Regions from separate parts of the Homo sapiens genome. Here region 2 is linked to region 1. A link is an interaction called in ENCODE POLR2A ChIA-PET data of the cell type or tissue named here. Cell type or tissue: MCF 10A. All regions are shown on one strand.

Region 1 (2,500 bases):
TAAAATTTGTCGATATGTTGTTAATTTCTTGAAATGAGTACTGTTTCTGCCTTCTGCTTTCTTGATTTCAGCTTCTTATCCTGAATTCTAATGCACGTGAGGGTACAGTTAAAAACATTTCCTTGGCTTTATTGAAATTCAATGGAAGGATGATCGATAAATGGGGGGTTAGTTTCTAGAACGTTACCTTCTCTTTTGAATCTCAGAGAGTTTGCTGTAATAGAATGTTTGTCCTAGAAGTTTTTAAGTAAAACATTCAGCCGTGGCTTAAAATTGAAGGGAATCATGAATCAAACTTCATAAAGCAGGTGGCTTGTTTTTTTAAAAAACATCTTAAAATAGTTTTTACTAAGTGATTTGGCCAAAGTGTTCTAATTAGGAAAAAAATGGAAGAATACTGATTGACAATGGTCAGGAGACCAATAGCACTGTTCCAAAGGATATATTAATTCTGCAAAATTACATAGTCATTGACCATGTTTTCTAGTTTTAATGAATATGCCACAGTAATGGATGAGAGGTATATGGGAGTTATGCACTATCTTTTCAGTTTTTTTGAAAATTTAAAATTATTACAAAATAAGTTTGTTTTTTTAAAAAATACAAAAGCAGGAGCTATGAAGTTGCAGAATGGAATTTAATATAACCAAAAATGCCAGTCTTGATTACTTTTCTTTCTGCCGCTAATGTACATCTCTAGTGTTTATTAGCAAATACACGTGTACATAGCATCTCTTTTACATTTTCACTGTTACTCTTCCTTCCAGAAGTCAATGTGATTTTAATTTGAAGCAAAACTGAAATGGGTTCTTCTTCCTCATTCTATTCATGTTGCTTTTTGATGGCCATGGCATAAGGAACTCTATCCCAGGAATACAGCTTTGCATTAGGTAAGCTATCAACTTGATCACGATACCATTTTTAAAGTTACTTACTGTAATCATTTCTCTTTTAGCAAAAATAATAATGTATTTTGTTAAGATTTTTAATTCCTCTAGACCAGAAGATTCTTTCTTCTCTTCTGAAGAGATGTTACACCTTCTAAGGCCCATCAATGCCATACTTTGCACTGATAGAACATTTAATGTCAGATAAATTTTTCTGCCAAGTGAATTTTTTTTCTTAACTTAGAAAAATGTTAGATTTGGAGTTATACTGCTGTTTGAATGCTGACATGCCATTTCTGAGACGTGTAACCACTGGCAGGTCTTTTAATTTGAGCTTCAGTTTACTCATATTTCAAAAGGATGCAATGATACGGGAGTGTTGCACAACGCAGGTTTACATAGTGTGCTTTGTGAACTCTAAAGCATTTCACTAATGTAAAGAGTAGGCATAGGGTATTGGTGTTTTTGTACATTTGTGCCAGGCTTTAAATTTACTGAAGCAACATTTACTATGTTTAAATATGCTTTCTATAGTAAGCATGCAAGTTACCATATGCTCTGATTAAAGAAACCTCTGAAGGACTTCACAATAAGTAGCTGGTGGGTCTGCTTCCCTATTATATTGCTGTCATCTGTGTTTTTAGGATGTTTAATAGGTGTTTAAATCACGTATAAAATTTGACTTGGAGTTCCTCAGCCGAATAATAAATAGTGGCTGTTATTAAACTCATCAAAGTTGGAAGGAATCTTGAAGGTCATCTAGTTCAGGATTTCTTCAGTATGTTGCCCTTCATCTGCGTTAAAAAAAGCCAAATAGCTTTTAAGAAGCATAGTGGAACAGGCTGGCATCGGTGTGTTTGTTTTAGAACTGTTGCTATTGGATTAAAAAAATAAAATACATGTGCAAAGTGGCATAAAACTGCTGGTATCTTTTTTTTTTTGAGACAGAGTCTCGCTTTGTCGCCCAGGCTAGAGTGCAGTGGCAGGATCTCAGCTCACTGCAAGCTCCACCTCCCAGGCTCAAGCAGTTCTCTGCCTCAGCCTTCAGAGTAGCTGGGATTACAGGTGCCGGCCACCACACCCGGCTAATTTTTTTGTATTTTTAGTAGAGATGGGGTTTCACCATCTTGGCCAGACTGGTCTTGAACTCCTGACCTTGTGATCCACGGGCCTCAGCCTCCCAAAGTGCTGGGATTACAGACGTGAGCCACCGCGCCCGGCCCACTAACTGCTGGTATCTTATTAAGGTTTTTGTTTGTTTGTTCATTTGTTTGTTTATTTGTTTGTTTGTTTGTTTTTGAGATGGAGTCTCGCTCTTGTTGCCCAGGCTGGAGTGCAGTGGCAGAATCTCCGCTCACTGCAACCTCTGCCTCCCAGGTTCAAGAGATTTTCCTTCCTCAGCCTCCTGAGTAGCTGGGATTACAGGCATCTGTCAGCATGCCCAGCTAATTTTGTATTTTTAGTAGAGACAGGGTTTCGCCTTCTTGGCCAGGCCAGTCTCAAACTCCTGACCACAGGTGATCCACCGTCTCGTGCTCCCAAAGTGCTGGGATTACAGGCATGAGCCACTGTGCCCAGCCGTCTTTTTTTTTTTTTTTTTTTTTTTTGAGATG
Region 2 (2,500 bases), 54 kb after region 1:
CCTTCCTTTATGCTAAAGCCAAACTTACTATAGGAAGTCAAAAAATAGTTGAGTGCTTGCTTGCTTATTAAATGGCAAGATGCTGTTCCATGTGGTGGGAAAGTAGTAGAAGGCACACTTACAGTCTCCAGGCAGCTTTACACAGGGTGCTGAGACATTACTTATGAAAAGGTAATTTTGATGAGACAAGGCTGTGTGCTGTAGAATTAAGAAGGAGAGATGGAGGTCACTGTAGGCCGAGTGGTTAGGGAGGGTTTAGTGAGGGGCGGGATTTGAGCCGGGTGTTAAAGGATGAGTAGCATTCAGATAGGAAAAGAGGAATCAGGCCCAGTGATCCTATGGAGTTAGTGAATAGACCAGTCTCCTGGCAGAGAAGGGTTCATATAGGAGGGAAGTAGGAGGAGAGGTGGGCCGCGGCTAGTTCCTCAACTCAAACACTAGGTCAAAGTTGAAACTACTGAAGGCATTGGTGAAGAAGCTAGAGGCCAGGAGATCAGTTAAGAGGCCACGGCAGTTATACCACTGTTCAAAGCTGAGTAGTGGCCTCTTGCCTGCCACGGTATGTCCAGCCACCGCCCACCCTGTCTTTTCAAGACTCTCCGTGGTTTGGCCCCACCCCACCTACCTGAACCTTATTCTCTGCTTCTCCAAGTCTGTCCCCTGCAGAACTGAGTTAGTTACGGCTTCTTGGGTTTTGCTTCTGTTGTTCCCCCTTCTGAAGCACTGGCCTCCTTTTTCTTTTCTGTGCAAATTCTCCATTTCACTTCCTTCAAGCCCCTGCTGCAGATATACTTCCTCCAGAGGGTGTTCCCTGACTTCCCTGCCCCCATGGCTTTGTGGCACTCGGATTCAGCACTTGTTCCTTGGCTGTTGAACTTGTTCTTGTCCCAACTGGAGTGGGAGTTTTTTTAAGGGCATTGTGTCTTAATACTCCTCTCGGAGACCTTATAGTATCTAATACTGGGGCTGGACTTCTATAATAGGTACTCAAATACTTCCTGATTTTTGTTGGTAAACAACTTTTTGTTTTGTTTTGTAATTTGCCTTTTTTTTTTTTTAAGGAGAATCTGTTTTTATCAGCTTTCTGTGTCATAGATAAGTGATATGTAATGCTACCATTCAAGGTGGATGTTTTCAGCTTGCTCTCTTAGGGTGCAGAAAGCACAAAACGAATCTTTGAAACTTTGAAACGTTTCCCTCTGATCATGGGAAAAGGTAAAAGTCATGTGATTCTTCATTCGGAGGCTGTGGGGAAAGAACAGCAGCTTTGGAATCAGAGACCTGGGTTTGAATCCTAGCAAGTCTGCTTACCAGCTCTGTGAAGTTGAGCAATTTATCTAATGCCTCTGAGCCTCCGTTTCTTATTTGCAGTGTGGAGGATAATAAAATCCAATGAACTGTAAACGAAAATGGAACGAAGTAGAAAAATGTGCAGCACCTAGTAACTGCTTAGTACATTTTCATTATTGTTATTGTCATTATTGGGTGTACATTTATCAAGGTGGAGAAATGATAAGCTGCTGAACTGTGTACCTACTGAGTTTTGGATTTCTGCACCGCTGTGTCCCCCCACTTTTGCCTTCCATTTGAAGCACTTGTCTAAAATGTCAGTACCATGAATCTAGTTACGTTTTATTCCCGTTAATGTTCATGTTACTTTAGTTTAAATTCTGCTTAATGTTTTTCAAACTTCTTAATTGTGTCTATTTAATGTTTTGTAGCTGACAAACTGCTGAATTTAGCTTAGTGAAGGTCATCAACTGAACGCAGTTAAATTTCTAATGGTTATTTTCTGGTTGATGTTGATGGCAAGGAAAACCTCATGGAAGAATGCAAGTCAAGGTGAGCTTTTCTAATCCTTTTGTCATAAGAGGCAGGACTTAATGTATTTTCCAGGGCCAGTGCCCCTGAAATGCTAGCCAGCAGTAAGCAGATAAGATGCTGTGCCTTACTATTTTTTAGTTATTTGCCTTAAGAAAGCTTATTTTATCTGAAACAAATCCTCTCAATTAATGATTAAAATATGAAACATCTTTTTTCCTACTTCACTGACAGAAGTAAAAATAAGGGACATTTTGCAAAGAAATGACTGCAAACCACTTGAAGTACAACATATTGTGACCCCTTAATCATCACAGTGTCAGACCCAGCCTGACTTTGTCTGTGTGGTGGAACATCCTTAAATGAGAATTCTCTTTCTACTCGGAGTTGATCAGTAAGAATCCAGCACCAATAAAAATCCTGCATCTCACCAGTATGCCTGGATTAAAATCTTACTCTTATAAGAGATAAGAGTTCTGAGTCTGAGACTGACAAATCTAGGTCCAAATCCTGGCTCAGCCAGTCATTAGCTGAGTGACCTTGGGTAAGTTTCTCAGCCTCTCTGGGTTTGCTTCCTCGTCTGTAGAATGGGGATAACTGCAGCCTCTTAGTGTCGTCTAAGAGCTTACTTACCATACTGTACACAGTAGGAGCCTACTGACCGTTAGTCCTTGTCATT

What was found. ChIA-PET counts read pairs that join two places held together with the same protein. Peaks named below come from ENCODE experiments on the same cell type or tissue, not always from the same donor. Only the 100,000 strongest peaks of a DNase experiment are listed, where the experiment ranks them.
Region 2: POLR2A ChIA-PET joins it to region 1 with 5 read pairs; 10 of 35 experiments call an interaction of 5 or more read pairs at or near these places.

Annotation. Positions count from the first base shown.
Region 1 is chr9:126,808,026-126,810,525 of GRCh38, forward strand. ZBTB43 (zinc finger and BTB domain containing 43) reads left to right here. Exons shown (of 3, transcript NM_014007.4): 2 at 768-890. Among named protein-coding and RNA genes, the nearest start is that of ZBTB43, 4.2 kb to the left of the region's middle. In MCF 10A, no CTCF peak of the experiment used is centred here; a DNase peak (open chromatin) is centred at 1,246.
Region 2 is chr9:126,861,871-126,864,370 of GRCh38, forward strand. The region is part of intron 1 of ZBTB34 (zinc finger and BTB domain containing 34); the gene reads left to right. Among named protein-coding and RNA genes, the nearest start is that of ZBTB34, 2.5 kb to the left of the region's middle. In MCF 10A, no CTCF peak of the experiment used is centred here; no DNase peak of the experiment used is centred here.